Linked DNA regions of Mus musculus: region 2 is linked to region 1. Evidence: chromatin contacts called from ENCODE Hi-C data. All regions are on one chromosome and are shown on one strand. Each heading gives the region's core, a stretch centred on a gene start or an enhancer-like site at or near the end of the contact. The rest is flanking DNA. Distances are from core to core; before and after follow the strand shown.

Region 1 (6,894 bases), core at 3,256-5,755:
AAGCTCTGGTCGCCTGGCACTCTGATGTGCCCTTGTTCAGGGTCCTCTGTGCCTTGTCTCTCAGGATACCAGTTCTGTGTAAGTCACAGGAGAAGTACAGGCATCATTCATTAATTCCGCATGCATATATTAAGCTCCTGCTGTATGTGCCAATACTCCTGGAAGTGGACAAAGCCTCCTGTGAGAGCTAAGACCAACAAGAGGCACACAGATCTTCCTGAGGCTGGGCAGATTTCAAGGATTTGCACATAGCCTTGCCTCGATGTAGCCACAGGTCAGGGTTAGGGAACTGCAATCTCTGGAAACCTCACCAGCTTCCGGTGAGCTATCGAGAGCGCAGGGGCTTAGAAGCAAGGGCTGGGTGGGGGGAGGGAGGGGGGAAGTGTGTCTCTGCTCAAGCTAGGTTACCCCCACTGAAGCTGTGTGACCTAAATCAGGTTGTAAGACATCTCCGACATCTCCATGCCTCACTTCCTGCTGGTTAGAAAGGCTGCTGCTAACAGCATTGGAAACCTACTTTACATGGTAAGCTCTCGGTACACACTCAGGTGCCCAAGAAGGGTTGTGCTTTGCTTAAAGTCTCTGCCAACCCAAAAAAGACAGATTTGAGCTGTTTAAACAGATGACTTGCTTTCCAACGCCTGTTTTTTACCCAAGTGGCGAGCAGATGCTTGCCCCGGGTAGTGTCACAATCACGATTCCCCTCAGGAGGTGTGCTGGGCAGCCCCTCGACGTGCACCCAGTCTGACTCCAGATCATCTTCTCCCTTTCTCTGCAGCTCTTCCTCATGGTCTTTGCCATGTGCCTCTTCCGGGGCATCCAGTAGGCCTTGGCCTGAAGACACTCAGCCCACCACTGCCCAGAAGCCAGCCCCTTCTCTTCCCTGTCCTCTGGCCCCAGGGGCGGAAGCAAGGCCAGCCCAAACGGCCAGAAGCATAGAGCTAATTTTTAAATAAACAAACAAACAAACAAAAAAGACAGACATGAAGGGGCCTCACCTAGGCTCTAAAGCAAGGGGCATGGGCTCTACAAGGACCTAGGGCTGGCCTGGGACCAGCTGTTCCTGAGACCAAAGGTTCATCAGCCTCAGAGCCCCTTGGCCCTGTCAGACTGGAGTGTCCCTTGGCCCGGATCACCTCTCTTAGCATTTCCAGGATCAGAGCAACCAGGAGGTAGAAACACATCCTGGAGGAGGAGCCCGGTCCTCAGGCCCCAAGGAGCCGGCTTTTCACAACACAAGGACAGACTCTGCAGCACCATCTGCTGGAGAGCGAAGCGGTCCCTGCTCCCGCTGGCTGAGGGTGGCTGTGTGTGGACACTGGATCAGAAGGTGGCCCTTTCATTTCCGTCCAGTCACACAGCATGTGCATGACAAGGTCATCTCCAGGCTGCTGTCGCTCCAGCCAGGACTCCACCCCGATGTAAACTGGCCAGGAACTGCCTGCATCCAGCTCTACAGTCCGTACTGTGTCCACTCTGCCCTGCTTGTACCTCTGTCAGAGATCCAACTGTGATACATCACCTGTCCCCGTGGGCCATGCCCCACCCCTGTTCTCCCAGGTGGAAGACACCCCAGTATTGTTCATTTCTCTCTTTCTACCCAGAGCTGAGGCTTGAATGTGTTCTTCAAGGTCCCTGCCAAGAATTCACCCCTGCATCCCTCCACATACGGATGGATCTCACTACCTCCCAACTCAGCCTCCTGCCTTCAGATGCTCTGATGTCACCATCACCTCCGCAGACAGAAGGGGTTTCCATTTTTCCGTCTGTGTACCCCTTCACTCTCTCTCCTTTCTAGAGGTTAAGGTCATGCCTCTTGTCTGCAGACTTAACCCCACAGCATCTCCTACCGTGACACCTTCTGACCTTTTGCTGAACATTTATTTTGTTAGTCTCTCTAGGCTCAGATTACCCAGACTAATAGGTTCACAACCAACCAACCAACCAACAGACACACACACACACACACACACACACACACACACACACACAAACACCCCAGACTAATAGGTTCACAACCAACCAACCAACCAACAGACACACACACACACACACACACACACACACACAAACAAACACCCCAGACTAATAGGTTCACAACCAACCAACCAACCAACACCCCCCCACACACACACACACACACACACAAACTTGAACTGCAGGCTAGGTTAGCAACTAGTTGCAAGATGCCTGACCCTGCCAGGACCGTGTTGAATCCATTAGTGTTGTCTGTCAGGATCTCAAATTTGATTAATTATGTCTGCCAAGGGCACAAAAGGGGAACAGTGGTGGAAGGAACAGCTAGGTGTCTGCTCTCCTCTCTCAGATGGAAGAGCCTGACCTGAACTCCAGCCTTCCTTTGCCCTTCTGCCACCTGGGAGTCATAGCCATAGCCTGTTCTATTCTGCTGTCTGGGTGCAAGGGGGGCTACTTCTCCCATTTTCTCTCCTCTTTATGTGGTCCTCACCCAGCCTGGCCTTCCGGGGAGTGGGTGTCTCTGAATGCTATACGGAAGTTGTCTTTATGACAGCTTAATTGGCATCCCCATAGTAAGCTCCCTAGAGGCTGAGTCACCAGATCAGGGGGCCCCTCTGCTGGCTTGCACCCCCAGACTAAGAGGACCCAGGCTGACTCAGAACCCAGCACGTACTGGACTCCAACTGTCTAGGAAGGCAAATGGCTTGGCTATTGATTGGAAGTTCATGGCTAGGTTGAGGACTTAGCCCAACCACAGCGGCTGCCACCCAGAACTAGCCCAGGCTTCCAGAGATGGGCAGGGCTGGGACAGGGAGGGACTGAGAAGCCAGATATGGAGCCTAGGCAATTCCAGGGCAGATCAGAGTCCCTCACCAGAACTTTCCACACTTACGCTGAAGCGCTCCCAAGTAGCCCTGATTCAACCCAGCTTCTCAGCATCCTCATGGGGCCAGACAGACACAGTCTTCACCCTCTGAGCTTGCTGGTAGCCATTGCAAGGCTGTCTGAGGTCATCCTGGTGGGGCTTGGTGAGCTGCTCTGTGTACTCCCAGAGGAATGGAGGGGAGCTCTTCCTTCACCCCAAGATGCCTCAGCCAGTAGTGAGCAGAACAGCCACTTCCTGTCCCAGAGCAGTGGCCTAAGGGACAGCTGTATCTGACAGGCGAGGAGCTAAGACTGGACCTGTGGCTCATGCTCCCCATTATCCTGTCCCAAGCCCCTGGCCTACCTGGGTTCTGAACCCAGCACCTTCATCCCCAGGAACTCTGATACACACACACACACACACACACACACACACACACACACACACACACACACGTCATATGCTAAAGTCTATTTTGGAATTTGTAAATGTCCCTTGCAGTAGGAAACAGAGCTAATTTATCATTGTATCTCCCAAGTCTCCCCTTTTTATATTCTATATTAAGAGAAATTTTGTAATATAAAACAGGACACCACGCAGATTGTTTCTCATTGGTTGTTTTTTGTTGTTGTTGTTGTTTTCTTGTGACTGTTTCTTACAAAAAGAAAAAGGGACCAAGAATAAATAGTGACCATGACAGAGGCAGTCTTGGGGGCCAGGCAGAAGCATGACAAGAGGAGCTGGGGATGGGGTGGGGGAGAGCAGTCAGGGCACTCTGAGCCCAGACTCAGAGTGGGGCTCTATCTCCATCACTGCCTCCTTCCAAGCAGGTGTCTCCCGGAGGCCACATATGCCTTGACCCCACCCACCTAAATGTATCACTGCAGTTTAACCAGGGTGACCTGGGCTCCTGCTGCTGAGGGGAAGCCTGGCGGATGTCCCTGCAGGCTGCGCAGGGCTGGCGTCTTCCATTTCTACGACTACCTCCCTTGGGACTGTATCTGTATTTGTGGAGGATTCAAGATGATAAATCTTCAACACCTCTGAGAATGGTGTCAACAAATGTCACCTGGTCTACGGTAGTTGGGACTGTACTAAGAGCTGGCAGTGGCAGGGTCCATGGTCCGAGTAAAGAGGTGGGACTGAGGGACTGGCACCAAGCCAGTGACAAGAGGCAGGTATACACAATGGGCCCTTCCTGAACACGCAGGGAATCGCTACTCTGCCAGACCTTGGTTACAGAAGCAGCCCCGGCCACTGCTGGGCACATCCTCCACTGAGTTCCCTCCACTAGGCAAAGGCCATGGTCACAGAGCACTTGGCAGCAGGAACAACCGAGCCCAGGGAGGCTGTGAGCCCAGGTGCCCTAGAGAAAGATTCCTCGGGTATAGGGGACCACCCCCTTGCAGAAGGGAGAAGCCTCGGGCCAAATCTCTTAGTGTGCTTGCTGCTGAAGGGTAGGGAGGTGCTGGGAGCTAGGGCCAAGGGGAGGGGCCACACAGGCTGGTGGCACCAGGGGTGTGTCTTCAGCTCTAGAGGCCCACTTAGGGGCTGCTAAGGGATGGCAGACTCTTGAATCTCCTTCCGTTGTTGCATGTGAGCAGCTATTGGCTTTAACCCGTAGGCCTTGGGGCAGCCTCAGGAGGGGATCTGGAGGAGGCACTGAGCCAGGTGTGTAGCCATGCAGGCCTTGGAGGCCATGCCGAGGAAATGTCCCCACTTGTCCTCTCCTCAGAATTCCTCATGCACTAGGAGCCTATGGGCAGCTAGGAGCCAGGGACTATCAGGCCTGTGGTACATTGCCTAACCCTAGCCTGTCGGGAAGGGACTCTGGTGCTCTGGGACGCAGGCGGCCAGCCAGAGAATCAGAGTACCCTCCAGCAGGCCAAAGAGAGAGATGTGCAGGCTGAGGCTGGGGAACTTGGCCCAAGGGAGGCAGTCACTCCCCTTGCTAGATGTCCTCAACTGGATCTCTAGAAACACCGTGTGTGTGTGTGTGTGTGTGTGTGTGTGTGTGTGTGTGTGTGTGTGTGTGCGTGTGTGATGAGGGACTCACACATCGGGTTTCTGGATGGGGAGAAGCTGAGAGCCCCTGCTGGGGCCGACACAACCTCCTAGAAAGGGCTTCCTGGCAGAGGAACTCACCTTGACTCAGCCCAGACCCTAAAACTTACTCTAGACTCTGCCTGTTAGAGTCTAGAGGCCAAGAAACACAGGGCAAGGAGTTGTCCCTGCACAAGGGTGAGGGGTGGGGTGCAGAGGCCACAGCCTGGTCTGTCACTCCTAGAATCCCAGGAGACCCAAGATGACTCCGTGGAGTGCCTGGGAGGGAAGGAAGGCGTGTGCACCCTGCCTGCCTGCAGGCCTGTCTAGGACCCATGGACAGTGAAGTCCCCAGCTGCTCGGGCCCAGGTCCAGGCCCAGGCAGGTCCCAGCCTGCTACACTTTTTTGGGTTTCCGGCCGACTTGGTAATAGTAGTAGATGCTGACAATAACAAAGAGGAGGCGGCTGGCCAGGAGCAGCACGGTCCCCAGGGACATGAGGCCCGTCTCAGCAAGCGTGGCAGTGACCACTGTGAAGGAAGTCGGGGGAGGCAAAGGTCAGGAGCAGACACGTGCTTGAGCCTCTCCCATCATGACGCTAGGCTAGGCTGAATACCCTCGACCATCCCTGTGGTGAGTGGGACTGCAGGCTGACGACCTCCAGAAGCCTAACACCAGCCTAGGCCAGTCTGCTGCCCCCAAGTGGCAGGTGCCTAGAAGTGCATCCTGAGTGTCAGGCTTGGAGGGAACGGCTGGGCTGTGGATTCAGGACACTGGTCTATGTTGTAGGAGCACCCAGTGCTCTGCCCTTCTCTTCCTGCACCCTGATAGCCTTCCCACCACCCTACACCACTCACCCAGGGACTGCACCCCGAAGTAGCAGGCCTCAGTGAGCAGAGTCCAGCGGATGATGACCTTCTCGGCTGTGTAGAGTGCGTTCCACATGATCAAGGAGATGCCTGTTGGAATCAAGCACCGGGGCAGCCTGATCCCTAGCCCAGGAGTCCGAACCCACTTATTCCACAACACCCACTTCTCAGACCAGACGGCCCCTCTTCCGGTCCTCAGCTCTTCAGCTATAGCTTTCCCCCCAGAGACAGCTCACATTGCTTCTAAAGCCCTATCCAACCCAAGCCAGGTGCTCATCTCCCCAGGACTTGGTATCTTTATCTACACAATGGGGCAAGGGCCTCCAGGCCCAAGCTACCTCTGCCATTGCCAGGGCAGTGAACCAACTACATGCATTCTAGCAATGGCCACAAGGTGGCAGCACAGACACAGATGAAGAGGGCTACCAGGCTGCTGGAGACCCAGCAATACTCACTAAGGAGGGCACCACCGTAGAGGCGGATGGGGGTCTTGCTTGTGACTTCAGCCCCATCAAAAACTGCATCGTAGAGCTGATCAGGGAGGGCAAGGGCCTGTGGGCAGCAGGAGGAGCACAGGGTCAGCTATGAGGTGAGACAAATGCTAGGGACCTCCTTGGGGCAGCATCCAATGCTGGGATGCCCAGAGCCCAGAGCCCAGAGCATGTGTGCTGGTTACTTTGGGGGCACGGCACACCAGTAATGGACAGGATGTCCCGGGAGTTGGCCTAGACCCTGAAGTATGGGCCTCAGAGTGAAGACAGCAGCAGCTGGGGTAAGGGAAAGAGCCACACACACACCCCCACCCCCATCTAAGTCTCAGGACCTACTTGCAGCCTGGGCGGGGACACACAGTACTCACCATGATGGCCACACTGGAGAACAGCATAGCAGAAAGAAACTGCCAGACCCTGGGGAGGTTCCGAGAAGACAGTTACAGCCACACTCACCCTGACCCCCACTGCCAACCCAAACGGGGGGTGGGGGGGAACCCTGTGCAACCCAAACAGCCAGGGCTATTTGAGGAGGCAATGAACAGTGTGGATGTAATTCAGAGCAAGGCCCAGTCACGTAGGACCTTACACATACCCGGGACACAAAACCATCCAAACGAGACCTACTGCTCACCTGAGCCCCAGAGGC
Region 2 (6,894 bases), core at 1,365-3,864, 470 kb before region 1:
ACAGAACTGTGTATAGCGAGCTGTACCATTTTGAGGTGGGTTGTACTAGCCTGTGCTGCTCGGCACTGGGTTGTGCTGTGCAGTAACTGGGCCATGGTACATTGAGTTGTGCTGTCCTGGGGCTGAACTAGGCTGTCTATGGTGGTTGCACTGTGCTCAGTTGGCTAGACTGGACTGTGCTGGGCTGTTCTGTGCTGAGTTGGGTTAAATTGCGTATGGATGTTGATGATGATAGGTCATTGTATTGACCCTGTCATGGCTGACCTGCACACGGGCCTCGGTGAGGTCGGTCCTCATAGCCAGCTGCTCCCGTGCATACACATCAGGGTAGTGTGTCTTCTGGAAGACTTTCTCCAGCTCTTCCAGCTGGTAGCTAGTGAAGGTGGTTCGGTTCCGCCGCTTCTTGCCTTTGTTACTCTCAGAATCGGTCTTTTCCAGGGGGCTTGGTATTTCAGCGCTGGCCCGGTCCTGGGGCCCCTTGGCCCCTGTCTCCTTCACACTGAGGTAGCTGTTGTCCATGCCCACGGGTTCAGAGTCAGGAGGCAACTCTGGCTCACCCAGGTTGCTCTCTTTGGCTGAGGAAGAGAAAAGAAGGTTAGAAACTTGAATCTGGGGAGTGAGAGGATACTTTACATCCCAGAGGCACACTGAGTGCCAGGCCAAGAGACTCAAGGTCCATACTCTGGCTTTTCATCAACATGCTGGGTGACTTTGGACAAGTCTGTCCCCTCCCTCAACCCTCTGTGGCATCATCCTAGAATGGTCTCTTCTGGAACCAATGTCATGTAGCTCTAGGTTGGCCAGTCTGACCTTGGTGGCTTTCTTGCCACTCTCTGGTTGTGAGAGTCCTCCCCTACAGGGGATCAAAGGAGCCAACCTTTCTTTGGACATGGACCCAATGGCTATCTGACAAAATACAGAGGCTTCCTTGGGTAAAGGAGAATTCTTTCAGCCACAGTGGACTTGGTGGGAAAGAGAAAGGGCGGCATTGAGACATATAGCTTTGCCTTCATGGAGTCCCACAGAGAAGCCTTGGAGACGGTCTCAGGCTTTAGTGATGAGACCTACCCCACACCCCACACTCCACTGGTAACACTGTCTGCAGAGGGGTCTTTAGCAGGTGGGGTTCACTGAGATATGGGTCTTTGCTGGGGTCCCTTTCATAGCAGCTGCCAGTGTCTACCACAGCTGGGAGGCCCTCACTCCTGAGGATGCCCTCTTTGCAGCCACAGAGAATCATCAGAAACACAGCTCACAGCCCAGGCCCTGACTGCTCACTGCTGACACAATGGGGCTCCCATGGTAGATTCCTGGAAACTCAGAGTTACAAGGAACCAAGCCAAGCCATGCAGATCACAAGTGTGGAGATGGAGACCTGGGTAGGAGGGTAGGAGCTCCTGGCTCACCCATCCATCTGAGCATACACACTTGCCTCACAATATCAGGGGCCTCAGAGTCTTGGGCTCCAGTGCCAGGCACCAGGGTTTCTGTGCCACACCTCTGGCTTTACAGCTCTACTTTGCAATGAACCCTTTGTGGCTCAGTTTCCCCCCTCTATACTTTTAAGATGAATGAAGAGATCCATGGGATATTTCTTATGGGTTGTGAGAAAGGGAGAGGCAGTCAGCTAGCTGGCTGTGTAGCCTTCAACCATTAGTGACCCCTGCTTCTGGTCTGGCCTTGTAGGCTTACAGGCCCTGCCAGCACTAGAGGAGGGTGACCCAGGACAGAAAAGTCCTCCGTGAGAAAAGTCCCTGGGGTGCAGGCACATATATACAAACACCATGGGATGGGAAACAAGGCGTGTTTCCAGATGCGGGAAGCCCCTTTCTTTATTTGAGACTTGGGAAGAAAGAGATAGATTCAGTGAGAGAACTGTTAATAAGATGTGGAAAATCCTTAAATATGTACAAGCTCCGTCCATTCACAACAAGCATGTGTGGTGAGTGTATCAGCCACTCTGGCCCTCTGTTTCCTCTTCTGGAAACAGGTCCATGCGATTTGCATTTTGGATCAGGATGATGCCTCTAACCTGGATTTTCTGATGCCATCCAGATTGGGGGTTAGGGGTTGATGTTTCAAGTTTCCCAGCCTCCCTGTGAGCATTAGGGAGGGTGAGGGAAAGACTTTCTGCCCCTGTCAGTCTCCTTCCAACTCTGGCACTGAGGAAAGGGAGGAGAGGGTGCCCAGTGCAGGCCTGGATGCTGTTCCACTTCTAGCATCTATGAGGGTGTCTGACCAAATCAGTGGCGTTACAAATGACAGCCATGTGAGGCCAACTTATGCGGCTAGCAGCAAGCACAGTTTTGGTGACAGCTTTGTGTGAATTGCAGTTGGCAGCAGGACCAAGAGCTTCCAGCAAAGATATTTATCTTCCTGGCAGACAAATACGTTTTATGTTTTGGATCTCTCTCTCTCTCTCTCTCTCTCTCTCTCTCTCTCTCTCTCTCTCTCTCTTCTTTTTTTTAGAAAAGAAATCCCACCCAGCTCACCCAAAATAAGCATTCCTCTTGTGCAACTTCCTGGCAGCCAGGCCAGGGAAGGCAGCCACCACCCCTCCTGGCCTAGCCCTGTTCCCCAGGCTCATCCTTGCCCCATGAACCCCAGTAGTGTCTTTGGGCATCCAGCCTGGAGCTGGGATCTCCCAAGGGAATGAGGGCCAGTTGAGGTCAGCAACATAGAAACCAGGCTTGGAAGGACTAACCCTAGCTACTCATTTAAACTGAGGAGAAAAAAAAAAAAAAGAATATGCCCTAATTATCCACAGAACAGTCTCCTGCTCCTGGGACTACCCTACCAGGGTATAGGACCTGTTTCCAGGAGAAGAAATCCAGGCCCTCTCAGCACCTATAAGTCCTGCCCCTGAGGACAAGGGACTAAGATGAACTCCAAGGCACTCTCAGTACGGAGCTAGTTCTTGGCCCAGCAGGAAAGGATGGCAGAGTTCACAGTCTTGTGATGAGAAAGAAGTAAGGATGTACCCCTGCCCACACCTAACCACCCACTGGGACGACTGAATGGGAGATGGGGACATAGCAAGGTGTGTACTGAGATCAGAGCCCCAGAAGGAGTGTGTGTGTGTGTGTGTGTGTGTGTGTGTGTGTGTGTGTACACGTGTACCTCCAGCTGTTCCTAGGAGCCATCTACCAAGTTCTTGGGCACAGGGTGTTTCGTTGGTCTGGGGCTTTCTGTTCCACTCTTCTCTGGCTGGGCAGAGAGCTCCAGGGATCCGCCTGGCTCCACCTCCTCAGTGCTGGGATTCAGAGCACATCCCACCACGCACAGCTGCTGTTTTACCCTCACACTTGTGTATGTGACAGGCACTTTACTAACTCAGCCATCTCCTCAACCCTCAATGCCAATGTTTTAAACATTTATTACTTATGTATGAATGTGCACCACATGAATGCCAGGTGCTATGGATGGTTGTGAGCTGTCATGTGGGTGCCGAGAGTCAAACCCAGGTCCTCTGCAAGAGCATCAAGTAGTCTTAACCAGTGAGCCATCCCTCCAGCCTGATGGTCTTTTAAAAAATTTTTAATTATTAATTTTTCATGTTAATTATTTAAAACAATTTTAACTTTAAATATATTTTGATCATAATCCAGCCCTCCCCCAAGTCCTTCCAGATCCTCTCCCTATCCCTACCCACCCGACTTTATGTTCTTTAAAAAAAAACAAAAATCCTTAATACAACAAAGAAAACAAAATAACTCACTTCCCTCAAAAAAAAAAAAAACCCACCAAATTGTAACCAAATAAAAGCTCATATGTATACACACACACACACACACACACACACACACACACACACTGTGGAGTCCGTTATATGATCGTCACCTATATCGGAGGGGTTGATAGACTCAGTGTCACTCCATTGGAGAAAACTGATTTTTTTCCGTCTCCCAGAAGGTATACACAACAGTTCAGTTATTAACCTTTACCCTAGCCAGCACGCTAATTTTGATTATTAATTTTTTGGCTTTAAGTGCTGAAGCTGGACTCCTATTCTAGACAATAAAGGAAAATTCTTCCAAGGTCTGTAGCCACACTTACCAGCTCAGAATGACAAACCTAAGGTTGGAGACTCTGGCTATCTGTCAATAAGGCCCCCTCACCTGGGGCCCCTGAAGCCAAGCCCACATTTGTCCTCTGGGGATCTGGTTTATTGGCCCTGGTCCAGATCTCCAGGGTCCTTCCCCAACCCAGCTACAGGGACCATGGTTCACAGCTCCTCTGTCTGAAGTATGCCATCTATCTAGCTTAAAGGCTCCCGCTAGACTCCTTATGTGATCCTCAGTAGTCGGGGTCTGTTTGGATTAGGTAGGGTCCAGAGATGAGGGAAGCATGTGGGGCCCTGAGTGAAGCCAGCCCAAAGTTCCAGAGGAGCTGGCTAGGGAAGTAGCCTGGGCAAGGCCTTCCTCGTGCTGACAATCCTCATCAATAAGATGGGTCTGAATCCCTGGCTCCACAAAGAGAGTCTGATTGCTCCTGTCTAAAGGAGGCCATTGTCCTCCGGCATTCCCTGCAGCCCTCGCCTCCTACCACCTGCTCAGAAAATCCTGCCTTCTAGGTGCCTGCATCTGGGACTGAGGGAAAGTGGTTGGGGAAAAGAAGCCAGGATGGACCTTAAGGGACATTTCTCTTCACACAGCAAGCAGGACCAGCGGCAGCGGCGGGACAGGGGGCGCGGCATCTAAACCAGTGGTTCTCACCTTCCTAACGCTGTGACCCTTTAATACAGGTCTTCATGTTGTGGTGACCCCCAAACCATAAAATTATTTTCCTTGCTACTTCAGAGCTGTAATTTTGCTACTGTCATGAATTGTTAATGTAAATATCTGATATGCAGGATATCTGATATGCAACCCCTGTAAAAGGATCGATTGACCCTCAAAGGGGTCAAGACCTATAGGTTAAGAACTGCTGATCCAAACCATCATCCATCACCTACCAGAGAGTAGTCGTCTCTGTGTCAGACACTGCACAAGAGATGTGGCCTCCAGGGGTCCCAGTTTGCCCAGCTGTGGGGTCCTTCTGCACCACCCTGTGACCCCAGTACTGGAGTAGGCTGAGCAGCATCAGAGGCCAGCTTGAATCCAGGTCACCACCAGCGAGCCTGACTTTTCCTCAGCCTCCAGGGACAGACACCCTGCATAGATTTTACTCTGGCTGAAAGTCTTCCTTTCCCAGTCATGCAAGGAGACTTTTGTGGGGTGTCCTAAGCCAAGTAGAGCCTGCCTTATCCTGACCTAAAGCTTCCCCTTTCCACCAACCTTCCCCTGATGGCTTAGAACTCACTATGTAGAGCAAGCCAGCCTCAAACCCACAGAGATCCACCTTCATTTGGATGCACCATCATTCCCAGCAATCAGATCCAGGCTACCCAGAGAAGGGAGACGAGGAGTGCCCATAAGTGACTGTCCAGAGTAAGGCTTGTTCCAGAAAGGTTTTCCCTCAGTGAGTCAAAGGCTCTAAAACAACCTGAAGCCAGTGTTATTCCCATAGACCTTTCTGACAGGTGGGGAGTGAGAAGCAAGAACTTCTGGGTAGGCCACCTCAGGGAACCAGCTGTCACAAACTGATCCCACTCAGTGTTAGCCATTGGGGCTCAGCTCCTGAAATGAAAAAATGGGAAATCTACCTTCCTTCCCTTAACCTCTACCCACCACACCCTCCCATCCAACGTTCTTGAGAAATTTCCCAGGTTTTCCTTCCTTCCTTCTTTCCCTCCTTCCTTCTTTCTTTCCTTCCTTTCTCCCTCCTTCCCTCCCTCCTATCCTGCTTTCCTCCTCCCTCTCTTTCATTCTGTTTTTTTTTTCTGCAATTGTTTCTGGAGGGCGTCCATCTATGTCAGAAGATGTGAGCCCCAGGGTACAGGCACCAGCCTGCATCTGGGGATGGGTGTGGGGAAACATGTTTCCAGTCACCTGGGGCAAGGGTTGTGAGTGTGCAGACATGTGTAGAGTTGTGTGTCAGTGTGGATGGGTGAGTGTGGACGTGGGTAGAGTGTGTGTACGTGTGTGTGTATGGGCATAGGCAGTGCATACAGCGTGTATGGCTACAGGGCCTGAGTAATTTTATCCTCCGTGGTTTTGATTACATCTATTTTCCCTCCAAACATCTGCTTTGTGGGGGACATGCAGCTCGCTCTGTTCCCCGGGTGAGCTGGCCCCACACACCCTGTGGCGAAGTGCACAGCACCGATGTAATCTCCTTAAACAAAACAGGCCAGCACGGGGCCCTTTCATGCTATTTAAAGGGCATTGACTAAACCCACCGCTGTCCAAACAGTCCTGGGGGGCTGGGGTGGAGGCTAAAGGTTAGCCATTGATCACATAAATCCTCAACCCACCTCATCTGCCCCTGGGCTCTGTCCAGAGGTCTTCAGCTTAGCGGGCGGCTGGGTAAATAATGCCGCAGGGGAAGAAGTGCCAGGCAACGTGTCAGCAAGAGCACACGGAACACATGTGTGTGTCCGCACTCAAGAGGCAGTGAGCCAGGACGGGAAAGAGTGTGCCAGCCTGCGCTCAGGCTAGTGGGGGACTTGGGCCCCTGATTATGAGCACTGGCTGGCCAGAGAGCCCTAATGAGGAGTCACAGACCGTAGGAGGAGGAGGAGGAGGAGGGGACAGGTAAACCAAATGGGTTGAGGGTCCCAGGACACAGGCACATGGGAAATAGTGAACTCTGAATTGGGTGTGGAGTTTAGTTCATAATAACACAATTTTTTAAAGTGACAGTATTTGAACAGGCAGCTCAACAGAGTCATACTGATAGCCAATAAACCCGGGAACAGGCAGATCCCCATTACTACAACTGAGCACAAATGAAAAGCAGGGTGAGATCCCAGGGCACCCCGACACAGAGACACAGAAACAGGAGCCTGTGGCA

What was found. A loop is a pair of places that touch in the nucleus more often than their neighbours do.
Region 2: a loop to region 1 is called in a map of heart, with 2.4 times the contacts of the local background. The contact joins two enhancer-like sites. A Hi-C loop is called at or near these places in 5 of 37 maps with a recorded cell type or tissue (adrenal gland, gastrocnemius, heart and 2 more).

Annotation. Positions count from the first base shown.
Region 1 is chr2:93,198,307-93,205,200 of GRCm38, reverse strand. It overlaps Trp53i11 (transformation related protein 53 inducible protein 11), which reads right to left. Exons shown (of 8, transcript NM_001025246.2): 4 at 6,880-6,894; 5 at 6,614-6,662; 6 at 6,210-6,306; 7 at 5,743-5,844; 8 at 3,444-5,415. The coding sequence ends at 5,282. It overlaps Tspan18 (tetraspanin 18), which reads left to right. Exons shown (of 10, transcript NM_183180.2): 10 at 779-3,441. The coding sequence ends at 826. Among named protein-coding and RNA genes, the nearest start is that of Trp53i11, 14 kb to the right of the region's middle. Within about 2 kb of position 4,505, at least 1 of the 3 ENCODE cell types and tissues checked has a DNase peak (open chromatin) inside an H3K27ac peak, as active enhancers do; it is heart, where a contact is called at or near this core.
Region 2 is chr2:93,662,036-93,668,929 of GRCm38, reverse strand. It overlaps Alx4 (aristaless-like homeobox 4), which reads right to left. Exons shown (of 4, transcript NM_007442.3): 2 at 265-575. Among named protein-coding and RNA genes, the nearest start is that of Alx4, 23 kb to the right of the region's middle. Within about 2 kb of position 2,614, at least 1 of the 3 ENCODE cell types and tissues checked has a DNase peak (open chromatin) inside an H3K27ac peak, as active enhancers do; it is heart, where a contact is called at or near this core.